Linked DNA regions of Mus musculus: regions 1 and 3 are each linked to region 2. Evidence: chromatin loops called from intact Hi-C (ENCODE). Cell type or tissue: left cerebral cortex. All regions are shown on one strand. Each heading gives the region's core, and the rest is flanking DNA. Links, peaks and the distances in the headings are about the cores only.

Evidence for each region. Peaks named below come from ENCODE experiments on the same cell type or tissue, not always from the same donor. Only the 100,000 strongest peaks of a DNase experiment are listed, where the experiment ranks them.
Region 1: a loop joins it to region 2, with 2.0 times the contacts of the local background. A loop is called at or near these places in 2 of 42 quality-filtered maps.
Region 3: it touches region 2 in a loop (2.3-fold over the local background); 10 of 42 quality-filtered maps call a loop at or near these places.

What each region holds. Positions count from the first base shown.
Region 1 is chr6:6,187,821-6,195,761 of GRCm38, reverse strand. Slc25a13 (solute carrier family 25 (mitochondrial carrier, adenine nucleotide translocator), member 13) reads left to right here. Exons shown (of 18, transcript NM_001177572.1): 2 at 4,445-4,498. Among named protein-coding and RNA genes, the nearest start is that of Slc25a13, 25 kb to the left of the region's middle. In left cerebral cortex, for the core only: no CTCF peak of the experiment used is centred there; DNase peaks (open chromatin) are centred at 1,646 and 3,639; H3K27ac peaks cover 510 bases.
Region 2 is chr6:6,574,577-6,582,517 of GRCm38, reverse strand. Sem1 (SEM1, 26S proteasome complex subunit) reads left to right here and starts at 3,860. Exons shown (of 3, transcript NM_009169.2): 1 at 3,860-4,039. The coding sequence starts at 3,964. In left cerebral cortex, for the core only: a CTCF peak has its summit at 3,834; DNase peaks (open chromatin) are centred at 3,558 and 3,866; H3K4me3 peaks cover 1,910 bases; H3K27ac peaks cover 1,386 bases.
Region 3 is chr6:6,855,821-6,863,761 of GRCm38, reverse strand. The region is part of intron 1 of Dlx6os1 (distal-less homeobox 6, opposite strand 1); the gene reads left to right. It overlaps Dlx6 (distal-less homeobox 6), which reads right to left and starts at 428. Exons shown (of 4, transcript NM_010057.2): 1 at 1-428. The coding sequence starts at 382. In left cerebral cortex, for the core only: no CTCF peak of the experiment used is centred there; DNase peaks (open chromatin) are centred at 2,292, 3,008, 3,202, 3,739 and 1 more place; H3K4me3 peaks cover 2,316 bases; H3K27ac peaks cover 599 bases.

The DNA of each region.
Region 1 (7,941 bases), core at 966-5,965, 390 kb after region 2:
TTTTTATTACATGTATGTTTGTGCATCTGCATGTGGGGATATACATGTGAACGCACGTGCCCAGCTCACCTCAGTATTTTGAGAGCATGGACCTGAAGAGAGCCACCAGTGTAGACCTCACATCTTACTCATCAAGACTCTCTCTCTCTCTCTCTCTCTCTCTCTCTCTCAAAGATTAATTATTTTATGTAGATGAGTACACTGTAGCTGTCTTCAGACACACCAGAGGAGGACATCGGATTCCATTACAGATGGCTGTGAGCCACCATGTGGTTGCTGAGAATCAAACTCAGGACTTCTGGAAGAGCAGTCAGTGCTCTTAGCTGCTGAGCCATCTCTCCAGCCCCATCACCTAGACGCTTTAATTGTCAGTTGAGGAGTCCCTTAAGCTCTTTGTAGGGACTGGCATGGTCTGTGGAAGCCCCCAGGGAGATCCAGCTGGGTCTCACATTTTCAGAGCTTCCAGAGAGGAGTGACCCAATTTTATTTCTCCCGCCGCCTTTCCCTCCTAAGACAAGGTCTCCTCCGTCTCAAGATGGTCCCAAACACACTGGCTAAATGCCAAGAAGGCTCTGGAACTCCTGATCTTCCCGACTCTAGGTTCTAGGATCTTCCCTAGGGCTGGGATTTCCGTCCCCAGCTACGTTGGATTTCTTATTTGTCCCTACTGCCATCTGTCACACCTACCAACTATTTTGAGTGCACAAATGTGTGCTGCTGCAATTTGTGAAAGTAATGAGCCTGGTACTGTGGCTTAATTCCAGGGTAAGCAAGCTGACTGAAAAAAAAATTACTCGCATGCGTAGGAATCTTTCCCCTGCAGTTGGCAACTCTAACTCGTGTTAGAGTGAATTTATTTGTTCTAAAAGACACCTTTCTGGTTCTTCCTGTTATATTTTTATTCCCTTTATGAAAAAAGCCAGTTACTAAAGTTGGGTTATTATCTTACTGGTTTTTAGCTTCTTAACCTAGTTTGTGTATATTTCTCAGATGGCTGTTGATGACCGCCTCATATGGCTATAACTGGCATTTATCTTGTTAAAGTAAAATCCATATTTCATGATTCTCTAATTTTACCATTTAGTATCATGGACTTTAGGAATATACCTGAAATTTCCATTCTAAGTTAAATCAAATTAGATGTTCCCCAGTGTGTGGCGGTAACAGACATGCAGCCCCTTGCTTCATCTCCTCGTTAGTTTGGAATCAACTGCAACGTGTTACCTGACTGAGTACAAAACTCTCTATTGTGTTGACTTAAATACCAAGTGATATTTCATTAGTCACTTGCAAAGAATCTCTTCCTTCGTAGATTTGGAAATCAATTACTTCATTTATTGAAGCCATAGTGCATCTTTTGTTTTAAAGCTAGACTGTATTATACTCTGGTTTCTAAGTACAGATGATGAAGAATAAGAAAATAAGTAATTATTAAATGACCAGCACATGTACATATTTACATGTTATTATCTAAGATGCACACACCCATGTGTGTATGTACATCTGGAAACTACCTAAGGTTTGATGGAGCTCCTGTACCCAAGAATAAGCTCGGTCTAATAACGCCAGGCTCCTCGGCTGTAAAGCGCAAGCACTGAACAGCTGCTCTGTGTTGGCTTACAAAGCACAGCTCCGTTTCTTTGGCTCGCTTTCCTCAGCACGCATCTTCTTTCGTGTTGCTCTTGCCACCAGCTAGACTCTTATCTCAGTGCACCTTCAGGACATCGCAGCTCTCTCTCCAACTTTCTGCAGTCGTCACTGTGATTGTCCTTCCACTGCTGAGGACAACACGGGGCTGAGAATGGAAGCCAAAATGGAAATTCCGAATAGCTACCTATCATTTCCCGAGTAGGCAGTAGATAGATGGAGGACAGATGTTAGGAAGTTCTAGGAAGCCATCTTCTGGCTCCATCGTTCTCTGTGCCTAAGATGGGATATAGTATCAGTGGCTCTCAGTCTTAGGCAAATCCCCATGTGATTACTATCCCCTTACTCCTCCTGAAGCTTTGGGGCTGTTTGCAAGAGTAGTGTTATACGGGCTAGGAGAGCTAGGGGTGGACCGGTGTGTTAGGATGGCCTTGAGGCGTTGGGAGGGGCTTTGGTGAGTGTCTTTAAGAGCCTCAACTTCCCTTCCTCTCTCCTAGTTCTCCCTTCTGTTCAAGGACAGTCTTGATATTAAAACCCTCTTCCTTTTTACTGGTTGGGTGATTTGAGAATGGATCTTACTAGTAACCTGGCCTAGTCTCAAACTCTGGGTCTTTCTGCCTCAGTTTCTGCAGTTCTGGGATTTCAGGTACATACCATCTTGCTAGTCAAATTTCATATAGAGTGTTGATTTTCACTCTTGTGCCGTATATTTTCTGTAAGCCTGTAATGTGGGGGGAATGGGAGATTTGAGACGGAGAAAACTCAAATGCCAGGGGGAATCTAGCTTTTCTTCTGACTTAGGGAATGGAGGTACATGACTGGTTTTGAGCCTTGATTTTCCCTTCTGTAAAATGGGGAAAATAGTATGTGTTCTGACTTTCAGACTTGCTGTGAGGACCTGGCCATGTTTTGTAAACTGTGGGGTCCATTCTTGGTGGCATAAATTTGAAGCATTGCCCCCACCCCCCACCCCCAGATGGCCTTTTCCCTTTGTGCTCTTCCGTGCCTAGACCCTGTGAGGGAAGAGTTTGCTTTTTCTCTCAAAGATGTCCAGCTCTGACTAGGAGCATTGAATGACTTGTGTGCTTGGGGAGCAGGAGAAGGTGATGTGGTGGAAACTTGGGCCAAGGAGGGACATCCTAAATAGCCGTGTCTGGTATTGTTCATACAAATTGTGTAGCATACTGAACTAAGCAGGTGTGCGAATATGTATTCACACAGAGCAAGCATAGCTCATTCTGTAAAAAATCTCTTTACCTTTCAAAGAAAAAAACCCTAGGAACTTAAGGCTAACATATGTGTAGCCCCTCTTCCTATGCCTAGTAAATGGCCTGTCAAAGGGTGTAGGATTTTTACTAAGGTGGAAGAAAGGCCTCCGCTCTGCCAGTGGAGACAGAGGCACTTTGGTGATGCCGTTTTTAGGAATGTTCATTTTAGCTTCCTCTTTCCACCAACAGGGCCTGCTCTTCTAAAACCTGGAGGTCTATAGTGTCATTAATCATGGCTGTGTTGGCTAGTGCTCAGGAGTATCGTTAATCATGACTGGGCTGGTTAGCGGTCTTAGTTTCCCTTCGTTATTGAACAGCAGAGAACATCAGCCAATTCTGGGTTTAAGGCACTGATAGTGTCAGATAGTCAGCGGAAGTGGAAAGAGCCTATCAGATAGTCAGCGGAAGTGGAAAGAGTCTATCAGAGGTAGCAAACCAAGGTGACCAATCAGCAGCTTTCAGAGAGACTACCACCCGTTCCAGCGACTGGTTAATAAATATATTCCTGATAGTGGTGGGCTAACAAGCTCTGGTAGGTTCATATTGAAGGACAGAAAAGCCATTGTCTAAAGATCTCAGAAGAGCCTTTGCAAGCACACCGAAGGGATTTACAACAATTTGCATAAATCTCCTGGTGGATAGAGACATGATTCCAGTGTTGGGGTGGTTCCAGGACCCCCGCCTTGCTTGTATCATGGGGTGACACTGGGCTTGCTGAGAACTTCGTCTTCTGACCACTTTTGCCAGCAGGACTGGGTGATGGCCAGTGAATAAGCCCACTGTTTGCTTCTGCATAAGGGTTCTTTTGTGTTGGCCTGGGGCAGTCGTGTTCAAGTTTGTCTTGCTTTTCCCCCCAGTGATGTTTTTGGACTTTGTGGCCTGGAGAATTAAGCACAACACCTATTCTGAGCTAATCTGTCAAGTTTTCCTGGTGGAAGGTAACCACGGTCCCTTGAGTTTCTAGAATGTGAAGAATAATAGTCACACCTTTGGAGACTTATGATTTATTAAGGCTGGGGAGAGGTGGAGGAGTTCCTTGGCGTGACTGGGTCGCTGGGTGTACGTGCTGCTCATGGTGGAGCTGTGGGAAGCAGTTCTCCCTGGGCCCTTAATATGATTTACTAGTTCACTGACTTTTAAGAAATGTGCTCCTATGCAGGACTGGCAAACAGGTTATACTTAATATTTAGTATTCCCAGGAGAAGGTATGAGTTACTCTTGGGTGTGGTTTAAAAGCCAGGTGTTCACTAATCTGTTTCAACTTTCCCCCTGCCTTTCATACATCGAATACTAGATATTAAAGCGTTTCTGGTTTCTCACACAGAATGTTATCATTTTAGAAGCCACACGGAGTCTACCTTAGAATCAGGGGATGGGTTTACATACTGGAACAGTTTGGTACTTTAAGTTAAAAAAAAAAAAAAAAGAAAGAAATGTACTAATTTCTAACCCAAAGTTTATTTTCCCTCCTGCTAGCTTGATTTCTCCACTTTGTTCTAATAATATAAACATTTTCTGTGTATTTATAGGTGGCTTTAACCAAGAGAGCCGATCCAGCTGAGCTTAAAGCAATATTTTTGAAGGTCAGTATAAAGGAATCTATTTGTTTCTTGTTTGGTTTGTGTTCTATAACTTTAGAAGATTATTTCAAACAGCTCTTTATTTCATTGTTGAAAAATTTAAAAACATACCCTAAAGTATCTTAATGTAGGAGTCATGAAAGGTATCCTTTATTCTTTTGGTTTTAAAAAATATATGGGGACCATGTATGTGATTTCTGGTGATGGGGATATGGCTTCTATTTGAATTTCTTTCACGTCATGCAGTTCAACTGAAAAGGACTTGGAGGACTGAAGGGTGACTCGTTACCCCTTGAGGACTGGCCTCTGAAGGTCCGGAGTGGTAGCTTTTCTCCTACGAAGTTTCAGGATTTGTACCAGCATCCTGGTAAATTCTCTATTGTGCCAGAAAGGACTGTCCTCCCTTTTAAGCTAGAAGAAGCCCATTGTTTTTTTTTTAGCCATTATCCCCATCGTTGGGTATCGCTGGATGCTCACAGACACGTGCGATTCTCCAGGTACTCTAAGAACTTAGTGCTTTGATTTCTTGTACATTCCCAACTCTGTGATTCTGGACAGGGAACACTTAGTGCAACAAAAAAAACAAAAGTCTTCCTCCGGTCTCCAACCATTTTTTGGGGGGGGGTGGCTCAATATAGTAAAAAAAAGAAAAGGCCTGTTTTTAAAAGACAATAGAAACAAACTATGTGGGCATTCTCTATACATTGAAAAGACTGTTCGTGCAAATCAAGTGAACCGGGTGTGTAGAGATAACAAGGGGAAGTTTAGTGGTCTGTGTTAGAATGGTTGGGATGTTAGTACTTGGTTTGCAGCATGCCTGGCTAAGACATTGGAGTTCTCTTTGAAGGCTGTACTAAGAGAAAGTGCTCGCCAGTAAGTTCCAGAACGCTCAGTTCTATATGATAGAGACTCCATCTCAAAAGACAAGATGGAAGTGCCGTCTTTTGGAGGGGTACACTGGAGCATTTATAGATGACAGTATGGTAGTAGAATTTACCTTAAAATCTGATTTGGGGGAGGAGGAGATAGGTAGTATTATGAAAAATATTTAAAGTTAGGAAATGCAATATTAGCCTTATTACACTTTTATTTGTCTACTTAGTGCGTTTGAATATTTTCCTAATGAAAAGTTAGGAGAAATTCTAGAGATTCAGTACATTGGCCGGTGTGCACTGCCCAGCACCTGGCCTGCTTCAGGTTGACTCAGTAATGTGCCTGTGCTTGTATTTAAATGATGCAAATATTGGGAAGACAGACTGAAGAGCTGGCTTAGTCTTTAGGAGGGTTAGGTGTGCTCACAGCTTTTTCAGAGGACCCGGGTTCGGTTCCCACCTGGTTTATCAGGCAGCACAACACTGCCTGTAACTCTCTGAAGTTCTCTGGCCATTGAGGGCGTGTGCTGCACATAAACTCATGTAGGCACAGAGACGTGCACATAATAAATAAAACAAGAACAAAAGCAGGAAAGACAAAGATCCCAAGAGGTAATATAGGAGGAAGTTTTCGGAGGAGGAAAGAGGGTTCAATTTTTAAGGATGCCTGGACTTTACATATACACAGACACATATACACAGACACATAGACACACAGACACACTTTTCCAAATTCCTTTTAGCTAAGAAGGGCCAAAACAGAATACTGTAAGGTAGAAACGGGTCCCCAATGATTGAAATCAAGGAAATGGATGCTCTTCATGTCTTCCTTAAGTTACTGTTTTAGGGCTGGAGAGATGGCTCCATTTGGCACAAGGAAGCACAGAGAGAGAGAAGGAATTTGGTGTGGGTCTCTGCACAGCCGCTTGGGCTGTTTCTGTGTGGGTGACCTCAAAGTCCGGCTCAGAATCTTTGGCACTAAATAGGGGACTACGTGACTTTTGAGAGAGGTTTGTTTTTTGTTTTTTGGTTTTTTTTAATGGCTTAGAGTCTGAGGTGATGCGGGGGAGGAGGTGGGTATGTGAAGGAAACTGAATCAGCAGTTTGTAGACAGGATCTGGATCTGCATCTGGCACAGGGTCTGCTGACCTCACCAGGCCTGAAGAGTGTGGGACCAACCTAAATCTACTCCGCCTCAGCGTGCGGAGGCTCTCTTGTTTACTGTCTAGCATAGATGATGGTTGTGGCTAAGGGATGAAAGGAGACTGAGACGCAGAGGGGGCCTGCTAAGTAGGCACAAACAGTCACCAGTCTGCAAACCTGTCTCCTCTGTTGTTTCCTGTTCGTTAATGTAACTTGATTTTTCTCTCTCATAAAAACTCCATGTGAAATAGGCCAGCCAGCTCTCTGAAGAATGAGGCAGAAGGAAGGATTCATCTGCAGCCCGGGAGGGATACAAAGGAGCCTTTGGTACTAGGTGTCTGGGTCATGGGGGAGGTGGTTGCCCTGGAGGTCAGAGAGCCATGAAGCTGAGCAGATGGGGAGAGAGTCACCTAGAGACTGAAGAGGGCACCCTTCTGGATTCTTAACTGCATGCTTTTGAGAAGGAGACTCAGTCTCACCCTGCTCACCTGACTCTGAGGTTCTCTTAGATGTTGGGCATCTAGTAACGATGCCTAAACCATGACTTCTGCCCCGAAATATTTCTCTGTCTGTAAGTAAAAAAACAGAGCCACGATACGGTTCGTAAGTATGACGTAACATTAATGTGTAGGGAGATTATGGCAGACCAATTACGACTTCCTATGGAAATGTAGTTTGAAAGGAACTTTGAGCTGAAATGGAAAAAGAATAGAGTAGTACGTGCAAAGTGGAGTGTACCCCATGTATGGAGGGAACTACCTTCAACTCTAGAATGAATAGAGAATGAGTGGAATGTTGGTTCTTGGTTTGCAACAGGCCGGGCTAAAACAATGGCGTCCACTTTGAAGGCTGTTCTTGGGAAAAGGCTCGCCAATGCTTTATGTGTGTGTGAAGCTGAACTCCACACAGTTTTAATCTCAATATGATGACGTTTTTCTACCTAGTATATTTGCTGAAGCTTCATGTTCATTTAAAAGGATTTGTGATTTAAATGAAGGGCAGGGATGCTCTGTTACAAGTGGGATGAGCAAAGAGGACCGAGAGTAAATGAAGGCTGTCTCAGGAGCTCAGGTTTAGCACAGGCCGGTTTTTCAGGAATACCGCAGGAAAAGAGACTGAGTAAACCCGCTCCAAAGATTCCGTTGTGTGGAGGGAGAAGCTGGTGGGGAGAGCATGGGGGAGCAATAGGAGAGCAAGGAGGACCCTGTGGAAGCCTGGAGATGGGTCGAGACTGTCAGGAAGGGTGCTGTGCAGAGCAGGATGTGATAGAAACCTTGGGGGTGAGCATCTCGAAAGCCTGCCATGTCTGTAAATAGGTAGAAAGCCCTGACGGCTTTCCGAGTACTGCAAAGACAGGGAGGGTGGGCTTGGGGTTCGTGAGAGATGCTTTCGGAGATCTCTGATTCCAGTGGTGTTTGCAGGAGCAGTGGG
Region 2 (7,941 bases), core at 1,483-6,482:
AGCCAAAAGCACAGACAGCAAATGCTCATGAAGATGTGAAGTAATGAGAGCTTTGTACAGTATGGTGTGAGTGAGAAAGGAAACAGCACACGTGGAAAACATGGTGGATGCTCCTCGGAAAAATTAAAGCTAGAACTACAGGTGACCCTACTGTCGACCTTCCTCCTGACTACATATGCAAAGGAATCACGAGGAGGAGCCGGATGAGTTAGCTGGAATCTCACGTTTACTGTGGCATAATTCATAAGAGTCATGATATAGAAATAACCTCAATATGTGTCAGTGGATGAATTTTAGAATATGGTATACAACAGAATTTGATCTTAAGAAAAAGGAAATTCTGCCTTATCTGTGTAATGCATTATCTACACTCTCTACAAGGGCATGTTCCCACGACTAACTTCCTGTACGAGATTCCAAGTTTTCATCACCTCACCACAGTGACATAGGCTGTTGAGAAAAATCTCACCACAGTGACACAGCCTGTTGAGTATGGGTCCCTAGAGACCTTGAAGATCTGAAACATGAAATGGTGTATCATTAAAAGGTGATCATAGAAACAGGAAATACAGTGGTGGGTCCCAGAGTCAAGGGTACTAGTGTGTTGCAAGCAGACCTGGGATACCTGAAGCTGAGTCTAAACCCTACTTGGGATTTTTTTATTTTATTATTATTTATTGTAAGAAGACAGCTTAAGATCTAATCTCTTAAATTCTTTGCATTTTAGCCAGAAGGTAGGTGACACACCCCTTTAATCCCCTCACTTGGGAAGCAGAGGCAGGTGAATCTAAGAGTTCAAGGCCAGCCTGGCGTACAATGTGAGTTCCAGGACAACCATGGTTATGCAGAGAAACCATGTCTTGAAAAAACAAAAACAAAACAAAAAAAAAAAACAAACAAAACAAAACAGCATTTTAGAGAGGGTATTTGAAACCTTAATTTTAAAAACATTAATTCTTTGAAAATTTTATTATATAATGAGTAATTTCTAGAAATTTGCTGTATAACAGAACATCAAGAATGTTGGACATGGTGGCTCATACCTTTAATTCCAGCACTTAGGAGGCAAGGCAGGTGGAGGTCTGTGACTTGCAGCACAGTCTGGTCTACATGTTGAGTTCCAAGCCAGGAAGGGTTACAACTATGTCTTACTAAAGACCCCTCTAAAAACAAACACCTTCCTCTCTTAAGAGAGCTGCCTGTGCTTTCAAATGCCATTACTGGTTTATCGATTTAAAAAAAAAAAGTTCAGCCATAAAACTAAGATGCCCCTGGTGACAAGATGTGGAGAAATCCACTTAGTGTGGAGACGAAGCTCCCTTCCTGCTGGCTGCTTTCATGAGACGGGAAGGTGTTATGTAAGATGTTGGGTGGAAGATGTCAGGTGGCAGTCTTACCTAGCTGTAAATGCTGTGAGATTCAGTAATGAACAGTGCGGTAAGGTATGCCCCCGGGTACAAGAGTGCCACCAATGGCATGGAGGTAACCAATTTATTTCTGATGCGATTGAAGCCTGCTCACAGAAGAAAACATATCCCGGACATTGCCAATCTAGCCAAGAACCCCAAGCTGGGACAGACAGTCCCTGGTCAAAGAAACAGGTTAAAGTGTCAGCAGAATGCTCATCCACAAGTGGGACGTCTATGTCACACCTCCTCCCCAAGGTTCAAAAACTATCATAGAAGAAGTGGACAAATTGTAAGAGCCGAAGGTCACAGAGGACTAGAGCTAAACAGTGCCTTCTGAACATGACAGGACTGCTGTACTTATTGATCTCAAAATAGCTGTTTGCCTGCACAAGAACCAGTCCGTCGGGTAGGCATCAGCTGGAAGGGGAAGCACTTCAAACTGAGAAACTATGGGCAGCTAATGGTTCCTGGGGCAAAGAGAGTCAGTTTTCTTTGAAGGTTTCGCTTCTACATAATCAACAATGGATGGCCCTACATCCAGGCGGATTCAGACAGTGCAAACTGAAGGTGAGGAGTTGTTAAAATGAAAAGGACGACACAAAATTGGGGAGTGAGGTAGAATCGTTCTTTGAGGAGTCAGGAAAAGGACTTGGAATTGACCAAATGATCAAAATACATTGTATGACATACTTACTGTTAATAAAAGTTTTTTTTTTTAATTTATGATGTAACCCCCCTCCCCCCAATATAAAACACTTTATAGGGATCTCATGTTGTCTTGTTGCCATAATAGGAATAAAATCCCAGTAGAGCTAGCTTCAAGTATCCAGAGTGCACTTGACTAGGGAAGAGTCCCTATTTCTTAAGACATTCCGGTTTTACTTCAGGGTGAGTTAATCTTAAAGATCTAGAAAGAATAAATATTTGACCAGGAAACTAATCATAGTGTAATGATTAGTTTTAATTGTTAATTTGGCACATGAAATCATCTGGGAAGAATGTCTCAATGAGAGGTAACCACTATTGGGTTATTCTATGGTCATATCTATCACTCACTGTCTTGATTACATTAATTGGAATGGAAAGGCCTGCCCACTATGGGCTAGCCATTCCCTAGGCAAGGGATCCTGGACTGTGTAAGCTTAGAGACAGCGATGCACCCAAATAGCAAGCACACATTTATTCTCTGCTCTTGACTGTGGATGTGAGAGCGGCTTCAAGTTTCTTCCTTGACATTCCTGCAGTGATGGAGTACAACTTAGAATTATAAGCCAAATGAGCTTTTCTCCCCTGAGCTGCTTTTTTGCCGGGGTATTTTATCATAGCAATGGAAATGGAATTAGGAAAGAGTGTTTGTATAAAATAAAGTATTTTTTACAAAATATGTTCCACTTTCTACTTTCTGATATATCTTTTTAAAAAAACATACAATATTCATATTTATATCCATAAATTGTTCAAACATTTTTCCCATGTTTTTTTAAAAATTCTCTGGCACGGGGTAGTGAGCCATTGGGGATATATTTCTAGCCCTCTGTTTACTTTTAATTTAGGGACACAGTTTCACTAAGTTGTCCAGCCTGATTTTACACTCATTGTATCCAAGGATGCCTTCTGCCCCAACTTCCTCAGTAGTAGGGCTTATAGACCTTCTTCAATTTTTATATATCAAATAGAGTTATTCTTGCACCTGTAACTATGTGTGTTATATGTATAGCCTTAAGTGTGGTGCTGAAAATAAATAAATTATACTAAAGAGAAATTAAGTACCTCATATAAGAGCCCTTTAGATGCAATAGAACACAGATTTATTAGCCTGGCAAATACGTGTTACTGTGTGGTTAGACACTAACTTTTCTCCTATCTTTCATTGTCTTGTTCTTTTCCATGGGTCACAATTAAAACAAAGAAAGCAAAACCAAATCATATCTTTTGAACAACAGTACAACGTTACATCATTTTTTTTTTTTTTTACTTGTTTATTTTTTACATCAACCTGTCAACTAGTTAGAACAGAAACCCTACGGAACACAATTGTAAGGTCAAGGAGCACAGCACAAAGGAAAGGTTGGAGGACAGTCAGAATTGTCTAGCATATGAGTGCCTCTGGCTGCCTTTGGTCCCGGGTTCCCTGTGATGTGGAGATATTTAACAGCATGCTCAAGGCTAGGTTTGAGTAGTGGAATAATGTAATAAGCTCTTAACTTATGTTACTTTATCTTTCCAGATTTCTGTTAGTGATTGTAAGCTAAATAATGGCCTTTAGTAATTTAATACACTGTAAATCTTTCACACGTAGGCAACTATATGAATAATAAAACGAACGAACACACTATAAAACAAAACAGTTCACTGTTTCAAGACGGGAGGACCTACTACAACCGCAGGACGCTCTGGGAGGACCTTCGCTGTCCCAGCATTCCTCGCGCTGCCCCGCAGCTCTTTCCCTCTCGTCTCTATGGTTGCGCCGGCGTTGTCAGGATCGGCGCCTCCGGAGTACTGAGGCTTCCGACTTTGCGGCCGGTCCGAGCAGCTTGGGTCTTGGCGCGGCGCGATGTCCGAAAAGAAGCAGCCGGTCGACTTGGGTCTCTTGGAAGAGGACGACGAGTTCGAGGAGTTTCCCGCGGAAGGTAACCGCCAGGCCGCGCGCTGGGCCTGGGGCCTCCGGTGGGGCGGCGCCGGGCCTGCTCTCTGCGGGAATGAGCTGGGCCCAGCAGCGCGGATCCGGGCGCGGCCTCCGGGGGCCCCGGCCTCGGCCTCCGCGTCCCGGTAGCCGTCGCTTCATGGCGCGGCCCAGTGTTTTGCGCCTCGTCGCTGGGAGGAACCAGGTGAAGCTGGGCCCACGGTGCTGCGAGCTTGTGGCCCTTTAACTTCAACCCGGGACTCTCCGCATCTGCACAGTCTCTTGTTTTGCTTCGGTTTCCAAGCCTCCCCTTGGTAGTAAACTTCAGAGTCCCACTGTTGCCCAGGGCAGCCAGTGCTGTGTACCTCTCGGATAGCGCGAATGAGCCCCGAGAAGTGGGATGATAGAGTCGTTCGTGTGTGTTGTATTCATTACAGATTTTGCCTCAATTTCTGCTTCTCTCCATTTACGGTCACGTGAATTAACCCAAGCTTTATAAAAGTCTTAACCATCTGCCTTCGAAACTAACTTCAATGCTAGGGATGCTTTAGTTTTCTCATTGTAGGTAATAACATAGCTAATGTTGGAAGAGCCTGCTATGATCTTGGGAACGTGAGTGCTTCGCTTCTATTGGCACAATCCATTTCCACAAATATAGGAAGTAGGTATTAATGTACTTACTATTATTCACGTAAGGAAACAGAAGTTTGGAACAATGGAGAAACAGGCCCAGTGTCAACACTGTCCGGAAATGGTGAAACTGAGACGCCTTAATTTACACCAAAGTCCTTAACTTCAGCAGTTATCTTCTGTTTGCTAGGCCTCTTTTTGCCATATTAGTTTTTCAAATTGATTACTTTATTGGCTAATTGTTTTGAGTAGATTTCCCAAATATTTTACCTTGTTTCTAAAAAGTGAGTTAGACTGTGTCTCCATGAAGACCATAGGAAGAGAATTGTGGTTAGTCATGTGCACATACGTGGCATCAAGCAATTATCACTTGACAAAAATTGTACTTAGTTACCCCACCATGATCTCAATGCGCATAAAATCACATCACAGGAACGTTTAGTCTAAGTATAATGTAGTGTTTTAGTTTTAGTGAAAGAGAACATTAGTGTGTATATTATGCAACCTCATAAACCAATTCAGAAGATATATTTCCTCTGAGTTAGGAGTCTATAATATATGATGGGATAGTTTACCTTTTGTTTTGGTAATAAATTTATTTGTTCAGTCTGATGTTTTGTTTTCAGGTTCATTAATAATCCTGTAACAGAGCTTTGTGGTAGAATTGGCTAAGTGAGGGCAGGTTAGATTTCTTATTCCAACTACTTGTTTCAGATGGTCCTTATCCCTTATTACATACAAGCTGCACGGTTAAGACACTTGCTTTGCATTGTAGAGTCAAGCATCTAATCTTGAAGCAATAGAGTTCACGTGTTAAAAAATAAAGATAAATTCTTGCCATTAAGTCTCTAACTCAGAATCTAAAAGGTCTTTCTGACCAGTGCACCCACCCAGACTTTAACCCTCACCTTTAGTGCAAGTCTCTATTTAAAATAACTAGATAGCTGAGAACCTAGGAAAGAATTTAGAGGTAACTGTCAGCTTGATGATGTACTAGATGTTTTTCAGCACCTTTTGTCAACTTTAGTGTACTGTCTGTCCTTTAGAGCCTGTATTTTGAGCAGTAGTCTGTTGAGTGTGTTGACAGTTGTATTATGTTTAAACATCTCATCGATGTTAAGGAAAAGCAAAGAGTCTAAAGACAAAAGAACGCACAAAAGATTTAGTGTAAGGACGGTGTCATTTAATGATCTTCCAAATTTGTTGTCTTGGTTAGAGTGTATAGAGTCTAGTTCCTTGGGGAATCTTTATATTTAGAATGAGAAGTAACATTTTAAATGATTTGTTATGCATGTGTGTTTCTTCCTTAGTTAACAGATACATAGCCTTAATTCATATTAGGAAGATTTTTGCTGTATATAAAGATTAATTCACTGGGTAAAATTAGTGAATATTTACAAATTAAAATCTTTGATTAAAAACTAAATGAAAGAAATAAAATCTGAAAAAGAAAAAAAACCCAGAAGACCTTTTTTGTTTTAGAGTAAACATGTTCTTTCCTATTTTTTGGTGTTGTTCTGATACAGATTCTCTGTTGCTGTTGACATGTGGTTCATGGACCACCAGTCTTGGCATTTGCATTATTTGGGAAGATGTTAGAAACACCTCTTAGAATTTGAATCCTTCAGTATTTGAGTTGTCTTTTAAGTTTTTTTATACCCAGATTTACTTTCAAGTGCTTTCCCTTCGGAAAACTCACTTTTTCTTATGATTGCTTTTTACGAAAAATTGGCAAACTCACTAATAGAGTAAATGAATCATTTTCTTGTTAGACCAATCTGGAGTTATCTGTGCCATTTATAGGATGTCTTACTGCAAGAGTCTTGTTACTTGAGAGTGTGCCAAAGTGGGGCTGGCCACTCTCTGGGCTGTGTGTAGACTGTACACTGTGGAGCTTGTCACAGGCAAGTCATTAAATTGTTTTCATAGTTTGTCTTTCGGGAATGTTGTTGCTACAGCTCCTCCCAGATAAGAACCTGCTAGATGGAATTTCAATTTAGTGATCTTAAAGAAAGATAAATTTTATTTTGAAGAGAAACCATAAGTTAATGTTTGCGTGGAGACCTCATTGTTTCATTGAATAGCTCTTCTTCAGTGTGAAGTATAACATCTGGAATGAGTCGCTGAAGGTACAAAGGAACAAATGTTCCATTTATCCCCCTAGTTCCCTTGTTTAGTCTGAATCTGCTCCATTGGCAATTCCTTAAAATTATTCTAATTGGTGGGTATGTACTATAATGGACATTCAGAGGGAGCTGTTACAAAATCATGTTTAGAATCTTTGTGTAATGTATTCTACACAATTTCTAGTTGTTTATGCCGAGTGAGAATAGGCTTTGTAAGGGAGCCATTCAGATCGAAAGTTTTGATATGGCTGGTTTTAATATATTTCTGGAGGCCTTCAGAAAGAGTGTTAGACCCAGGTAATAACTTTGTGAGAACATTTCAAATTGTATCCATGCAGGTTAGTTTGGTGGTTACAGAGTGGGTTATAAAATTGAAGCTGTTGTATAATTGAATCTTGAAACTACTTTTTTCCTTGTCAGACAGATATGGAAAGGATGCTGATTTCTTTTCACTGACAGTTAGAAGTGGGTGATAAAAGCGGGAAGAAACAGTGATTGTTTTGTCTTTCATTTGTTTGCTTTGTCCTTTTCCAGAGCTAAGATATTTGGTTTATATTGTCTTGCTTTTTTTGAATATTTCAAGTGAAATTGGAAACGGGATTTGCAAGAGTTCTGCTCTTAACTATTGTATAATTTTTCTATAACCAGTGAGACATACGTACACCGAAAAATCAGGGGTATGCTACTTCCCACAGCTTCACCCTGTCCCATTAAATTCCTGGGTAAGACCTGGGTAAGATACAGTTGAGAATCTGTCAGTTGAGTCAAACAGTGGGCCAGTCATCTCCTGAAGTTTCTTCTGGGTAACTAAGGCCCTCTCACTGGTATCTGACAAAGTAGGACATCTTGCGGAGGTCTGATCATCTGGTGAGTACTTTAGTGTATCACAGTCACATAACTCATAGAGGTAAAAATGGCCATCATTTTGTGAGTGGGTTGCCAAGGAATTTAAATATGTAGTTAGGGTTTTATTACTGTGAAGACACACCATGACTATGGCAACTCAAAACATTTAATTGGGGCTGCCTTACAGTTCAGACTTTAATCCATTATTGCCAAAGGGGAAGCATGGATGGTGTACAGGCAGACGTGGTGCTGGAGAGGTAGCTGAGAGTTCTACATCTGGATCCATAGAAGGCAGAAGGAGGAGACT
Region 3 (7,941 bases), core at 966-5,965, 280 kb before region 2:
GCTGCGAGTGGCTCATGTAGGGGTAGGCGGCGAGCGATCGGTGGTTGTAGGAGTTGCCTCCGCTCGACGCGTAGGGCGAGCCGTGGTGGTGGTGCTGGTGGTGGTGATGGTGGGAGCCGGCCGCCGCCGCCGCCGCCGCGGCCGAGTGCAAGCAGTGCAGAGGGTAATGTGCGCCTGCCATGGCCGGGGAGGTCTGCTGCGAGTGCGGCTGCGGCGGCGGCGGCGGTGGCGGCGGCGGCGGCTGCTGTTGCTGCTGCTGCTGCTGCTGTTGCTGCTGCTGTTGTTGCTGCTGCTGCTGTTGCTGCTGCCCGAACTCCATGAAGGCGGATTTGGACGAGTCCTGGCCTTCCAAGCCGTCAGCCATCGTAGTCATGGTCATCATCAAAACTTTGGGGGCTGGAGAAAGCCTTCTCCCGGGTTTCTTTCACCCTCCCCCACTTGGCTCGCACCGCTCTCCCCTTTGCAGCCACCTTAGCTCCCGGGATCCTTGCAAAAAAATAAAAAAAATAAAAAATAAAAAAAAATTTAAAGGAGGGGGCAGAGGTGGTTCTCTTCCTCACTCTTCTCTAATATATACATATATATATTTAATATAAAGAGATATAGTGAGCAGGGCCTTGTTAACCCAAAGGGAGGAGGAAGGGGGAGGGATGGGAGAGGAGAGGGGGGAGGGGGAATCTGCTCTCTTCTCCCCCCCCTTGCTTTTCCCCCCTTGGATTTTTGGGGGCTGGTGCAGTTTAAAGCAGAGATTTTAAGGTGGATTCTGCGAAAGTTGCGCGTCTGCTTTCAGACTTGATGCAGACGCCACGAGTCGAATGGTTTGTCTCCAAAGGGCAGCGCCTTCCTATTGGTCAGTCGCCCCCTGACGTCACAGGCGCACCGCTTCTACTGGCGTGTGCGCTGCTTGTGGAGTTCTTCGCCTACCTTAAGCAACTAACTACAAGCTCAGCCCAGAGGTGCAACCTGGGGCCGCCCGGAGCTAAAGGGGAGCAGCGGTGGAGGGAGGCGCCCGGTAGGCTGCAGACGCATCCTGTCGAAGCTCCAACCCTGCTCCAAGCCCTTGTTTCCAGGCTTGGAGACTCGGAATAGCCTGGCTGGAGGCTGATCGCTTTCAATTCATTTGCACCCTTTCAGGTTGCCTGTGTTCAGAAGCAGTGGCCCTAGCATTTAAAACCAGATCCCCCCCCCTTCACTTGACTTTCCCCCTCCCTCAGGACCCCAACTCTACTCCCAAGGGAGCACTTTTGCACTGTGGGTTTTTCCAGAAGTACTTTATTAATGCCATTGATGGAAGAAAAACCTCTATATCTGGGCTCCAACTCATGGCAAGGGTCGGGGATAGTAAAGAAAGAAAAATCAGACCCTGCTCTGTTGAGATTCCTGTTGTTTTCGGCCCTAGTTCCTATATATTGACCCCCCCCCCCTCAACAGAGGAGGAATACCAACTACCCCCAGAACGCAGCAGCCTGCTCTGAAAGCGAGAGTCGTTGGAGGGCTGACAGGAATGCATTTTCTTCCTATTGAAAACAGAAGCTACTGTAATGCTTTCAAATATATGCAAATGATACATGCGGTTAGTGGTTTGGCAAATCTTGATTACAATATAAACTACCCAAGTAAAAGTGCCTTCGTCCTAAATTTGTCTCTCGATTACAATTCCAATTGATTTTATTTTATTGTCAACATTGTTAATGATAAAAATAGAGTCGTTTTACAGTTATTTTTACTTTCTGGAAGGAGGCAATTAGAGTTCTAATCAGGAATACACAAAAATCTCCCATGATTAACTGCAGTACTTTGTTCAAATTGCTGCTATAAAATTCAGAACAATTTGCCTGTAATGATTATGGACTGGGTTTATTTTGGGAGGTGGAATAAAAGTGGATATAGCATAAATTATCCTCTAATTATACACCAGTGTCGCTTCAATTATCCTCTTATCAAAATGGTTGTCTAACTGCCGCATTTAGTTTCAATTCTCTCCTTTTTTTCTATAAAAAGAACTTCATACCTTGTTATTATTAATCCATTTATTATTTGCAAGGGGGTTTATATCCGCACATCCAGGTGGTAGAACCACTTCTGTTTCAAAGATGGACTGGGGAAAGACATTAAGTTTGGAGCAGCTCAGTGCTACGGATCTAGCCTCTCTCCCTCGGGTCTCCAGACTCACTTGGTCCAAGCTGCGGAGCAGGGACAGCGGAGCTCAGGCGGCCACGTTCAGGCCCAGCCACCAGGTAGGAGAACCGGATCCAACTCTAGGCTTGGGGAGGGACAAGCAGGTCCGCACCGGGTCGCGTCCTGGGGCGGCAGGTAAGCTCTAGGAGCTTGCGGGGCCAGATGATAGAGACTGGGTGGGAGAAATCTGAGGACCCCATCCTACCCCCCTGGGCTCGGTGCCTGCTTTCAGTGGGTACAGGGAACAAACTGTGAGCTTTTGGCCACAAGAGGAAATGTGTGGGGTAGCAACCTTGTGTGGTGGTGTGTCTGGAGGTTGCGGAGGAACTAGTCTGTCTTCTTGGGAAAACTACTGGATCGTTTTTGCACCGTATGTTGTCTGTAGCCCATAAGCTACACAGCCCCAGGAATCCTAGAATGAGATTTGTGGTGCTGTTTGCCACTAGAACTCCGGGAAAGGGTGATAGTAGACAGAGCCTCACAATTTCCCGTGGCGCAGGAGTTACTGACTGCAGCTTATGTTAATTGATTTCCCCAGCTAGCGGCCCGGGGTCTCCTGGTACCCTCAGGCCAGTTTGCCTTTTCTTTTTTCCTTTCTTTCCTTCGGAGGCTCGTGGCCAGCCGGTTTTCTCCAGAGTTTCGCCCGCAGCTACATTGGCGCTCTCTTCCATTACCCAGCCCGCCACGCTTAACTTCTCGAGTCCCGGGTGCCGGTTCAGTAACTCTGAATTCATTTTTAAGTGGCTCCCTTGTTCCTTCCCTTTTAACAAGAGGTGCAGTTTAACACGCGAACCTGTAACGCGATCCGTGCGTTTACATATCGGCAGTGAATTAAAACAACAACATCTTCTGGGAAAATGAAAGATAGGCTGGGTAAGGTAGTGGTGGGGTGCTGAAGGGGAAGTCAGGGAAAGAGAAGCACCCTCTCCCCCGGCGGTGCACCCGGGCTGCGAGCCCAGCTCGTAATGTCCTCAAAGCCAGCAGATAGACATGGCAGTTTTATTGCTCTATACCCTGCAGCTTGCTGTTAACACGATGGAGGCGTTTCTCTCGTTTGCTTTTCTGTGTCTCTGCCGTAATGTTCGCAGGTGCACTGCTTTGCCCACTAACTCTGATAGCATCTGGATGACGGTGGTGGGGCCGGGAAATGTCCTCTCACCACCAAGCGCCAGATTCAAGGCGCGCAGCAGTGTCTGTTTGCAAAGGGATTTCCCCGTGTTTGTTTAAAGTGTGAAGAAGCCGCGATGGCTGGGATTGTCCGTTTATGTGTCTCTCCGTTCCTGGGGGTGCACTGTGCAGCTAGAGGGTAGCTGTGCATTGTGTAGGTTTTGTTGAAATTTGCTGGGTGACCCAAGCTGGGCTTTGGGAAACAAAGTAGTGAGCAAGGGGGCCTCACTCGGCTGGACAGCGGTTTCGGTGTTCTTGTTCGGGATAGAAGCCTAGGAATAACCGTCCCACTTCCCAGGAAACAGACGGCGGAAGACTAGCGTGGCCCAAAGGTGGGCAGCTAGTGCTTGCCACAATGTGGCCTCTGCCCCCAGCAAAAGTGCAGTGTTCTTCGCGCGGAGCTGTGCACAAACTGAAGTTGGGCAGTTCCGTTCCTAGCCCGTCGCCTGGTGTCTGGAGCATTTATGTTAATTTTATGTTAAAGAAGGCACCCCTACTTTACTGTAGTGCAACCTGCTACCAGCTCTTCGGTTACCAAATTTCGGGCTTTTCAGAGCTTTGCAGAAAAAAAAAAAAAAAAGACGCACACCTCAGGGGCTCTCGGGCCGGCGCCTCCCGCGCAGTCCAGGCTCCTTCCTCTTTGTTTCGCTCTCTGGGGAACCTACGCCAACTCTTGCCAGTGGGAGGGGAAGGTGGGCTAGAAAGGCCACTGAAGCCTTTATCATTCAAATTACAAGTAAACTTAGAAACCTGGAGGCCTAAGCCGTTTTTTTAAAGGGCCTGTTACTGTAAGATAAGAATGATATCCATTGAAGTTTTAGGAAGCGGGATTGGAGGCCTAAATTGCATTTTATTTTTCTAAGGTGTTAAGGTGTTGAGATGTTGTGGACTACTGGCCATGATAAGTAGGACTAACACACTGACTTCTGAACACCCCTGCTTCTATCTTGCCAGAATAGGTGTGTAGGAGCGGGTCCATTGGGTCTGAGATTCGTCCCAGTTTGGTTCTGGAGGATGTTTGCAGACAAGCGTAGGGCTGAGAATGCCTGGATCTCCCGGGAAGGTTTGCAGTGTTGGTGGGGGCTGTGGCAGTAAATTCAAGCCGTCCAGGATTTGGCTGGGTTTGGTTGCTAAGTTGGGCTCAGTTATCACGTTAATTCTAAAGAAATTAGACCTGGATAAATGGCCTTTGAATTCAAAGAAATAACTCGGTGTTGATTTACATAGCCACATTAAGAATCCCCTTCTCAATGGGAGACATTGGTGGAAAAATTCCTGCTAGTTCTTTCCTCATTTAAGGTGAATTCATTCTCTCTCTCTCTCTCTCTCTCTCTCTCTCTCTCTCTCTCTCTCTCTCTGTGTGTGTGTGTGTGTGTGTGTGTGTGTGTTGTCGTGAGCGTGTGTGTAAAAGGGTACCTGATATTCTAGAAACTCAAAAACCCTTTTCTCCCCAATTAAATACACACACACACACACACACACACACACACACACACACACACACACACACGTTAAAAACCCCAGAGCAGGAGACAGAAAACTGCCCCTTTCCATTTCTTGTTGCAGGCTAAAGGTAGAACCTTTAGGAGTAGCTCAAAGAACCAGCCTAGGCAAGAAAATGCTGGGAGTTTGGTGGTGTTTTCTCTAGCAATAAAACTGCAAAGCTCATGGCAATATAGTTCTCTTCCAGGTTTCCCCAGACCCAGCTTAAAAGTGGGTTTATCTACTAAATGCCATAAAGTCAGGTTGAGCAGAGTTTGGGGCTATAACCCTTATCTCTCCAGTTCTGGTTTCCAAGAATAGGTACCTGGGAAACCCCAACCTACCACTGAGCACCAGGAGGCTTCCTCTAGCATTTTCAAAAGTGCTCATTTGAAGAATATCAGCAACCAAGTCTCAACCTAGGGGCTTCTATTGTAGACTTTTTAAAATCTGAAATTTCATGGTGTTAATTGATACGAACTAGGTCCTTCCTCCAGCTTCACCATCCTTTGACTCCTCCCTGGGTTCATCTCTGGGTGTGTTTGTGCCCAAAGCTTTTGTATTTGGGAGCACTGAATGACAACAAACTTGAAACAAGTCTTTCCCCACCTCTTGGTTTTGGGGTTGGATATAAAACCTGTTTGCTTACTGTTTTCCCTTCCTTCCCTCTTTCTGTCTCTTTCAGCAAACATTAGACCCCAACCCTAATCCATAAACACAGTTTCCCTCAGCTTAAGACAGAGGAGGGTTGAAGAACCTACAGTGCTCAAACAGTTTTAAACAAGGTCAAGGCAGATGCCTGTGCTTTCAATATATAGGCTAAATCAAGGCTGACCTTCCCCTGCCCCAGATTTGCCCTGCTGGGAAATGCAGCAGAGTAAAGGAAGACAGGAGAGAATGCTAGAAGCCAGCTTTCATTTACCGGTCTTTGAAAAGCAGGACCCCTAGCTATCATAGAGTAAATGCAACCCTAGAGTGGCAGGGAACAGGCATCAACAGGAAATGCCAGACTATTTTTAGGCTTAATAAGGAGTTAATATAGCTGCCCAGTGTCTTCCTAAATGCCTGGAAGCATCTTCTATTTAATTCTTTCATCTCTTCATGAGCAGTAACAGTAATAAAGTCATAGCAAATACCTATAGATTAATAGAGAGCAAGGCTTGGGACCGCTCTTCAGGGAAACCTGGATGAAGAGCATCCTCTTGTTAAAATGGAAATAAAAAACGTAAGTGGAAACCCCTTTTTCACTGGTGAGAAAAAGAGTCATGTTCTGTGTCTGACCATCTCTTGATATATGTTTTTCTATACTTTTCCTACTTATCTGTTCACAGACGCTTATTTTTTTATTTCTAGAACATCCCAATAAGTGGGAAGACAGTTTACTGCTTATTCTTTTAAAATGAAACTTTCCCTAGAGGACCACAGATTTACCAGCCCTTGGAAGTTGGGATTTAAAAAAAAATCTTCAAATGACTACTATGCCATTTCTTTTTTCTTTTGTTCAGAAAAAAAAAATCCTCTTTATGCAAATATAATAGCAGAGAAACTCACTCCTTTCCACCTCTGGGATAAAATATTTTTCCCATGTTGTTTTAAATAATTTTATGCACAAAAATGTTGCTTGCCATCTTTATGCCATCAAGTGGGGCTCCTTCCCTCGCAATCCCCAAGTCTTTGGTTCTTTAAACACACTGAGAGGTCACGTCCATTGGGCAAGCTAGCATTTGACTGTGTCATCTTTGGAAGGCAGAAAATAAAAGAGAACACAGGAGTTGTTGTTGTTGTTGTTGTTGTTGTTGAGTTAAGAGTATAGAGAAGATGAGTGTCAACCAGCTTTTGTTCTTATGCCTAACTTATAGGTTTTCCTGGTCACTGGGTACCACAGCACTTTAATGTTAGTTTCACAACAAATCATCAAAATTAAAACTAACAAAGGTAGTCCCTATTTCCCGGCCCTGCAGTGGTGTGTATTTGCTCTTGGAGTGAGGGGGTGGGTTGGAGGTGGGTGGGCTAGACCTGCCAAACCAGCGCTCCATTTGCCTGTCTTTTACACCACACCCTCCTCCCTTTTCCTCCCTGTTCCTCAGCCTCCTTTTCTCTCATCACACTGACCACTTCCGCAAGGTCGTAATAGAAAAACCCATCCAAAAATTGCAAGAAGCCACCTCTCCTGCACAAACCCAGCCATTCTTTAATAACAATATTGTGAAGCTCAAAAGTGCTGGGCCCAACAATTAAAAAAAAAAAAAAAAGCGAGGGCAGCAATTCAGGATGCCAGTCCAGCAGTCCCAAGCAGACAGGCTGGCATCCCAGCCGATCTGTGGGTCCGGGGTGAAGGAAGGGGCGAGGGGCAGGAGCCGAGAAGGCGGAACGCCCGCGCCCGCAGCTGGCTCCCACGCGCCGCCGTCTGCGGAAAGCCAGGGGCAGGATAATGGAATTCAGCAGGCAAGGATCCTCAGAGAGCCAGCCACTGTCTTGTACAGATTTGTAGAGAAACCCTCACTGTAATTAAAACCGTACAGTCAGATTAATTCAATGTGTTGTTCGGCAGCATTTTTAATAGTAAAAATCCGCTTTAAAATTGAATTAGGGTCGAATAAATTTTCTGTGAGACTCGCCGGATTTGCCAGCTTTCATTGAAGCCAGCTAGGGTGGATTTAGGCGGTGGCTTCCTCCCTTCCCCCCCCCCCCTCGCCCCGCACCCCGCACCCCGTCCCCAGTTGGAGGTGGGGTAGGGGTTAGAGGGAGGGTGTTGATCAACAAGGGGGCCAGTTTTATCCCTAGACTGGTCGCCAGAGCCCGGTCCAGGGGGGGGTATCTCACTGCCTGGGGCTAACCCTTGATCTCAGGGGGCAGGGACAGACTTCTGACACCCAAAACTTCTCCCATTCTTTCCCACCCTCTCTGCGAAGTTCTTGGCTCTTGGGAGGTGAAGGGGGTAGGGAAGAAAGAGAGCTCTACTGTATCTTGAAGCAATTTCTCAACGTGTGTTTCCGCGTGTGCTGGAGGTTGGAGCCCTCTCTGGCCGACTGAGTGGCAGACAAGAGAAAGTTTTGGGTCTCGCTCCCCACCCCCACCCTCTCCTTGAAAATCTTCCAAAAATTAAGGGTAATA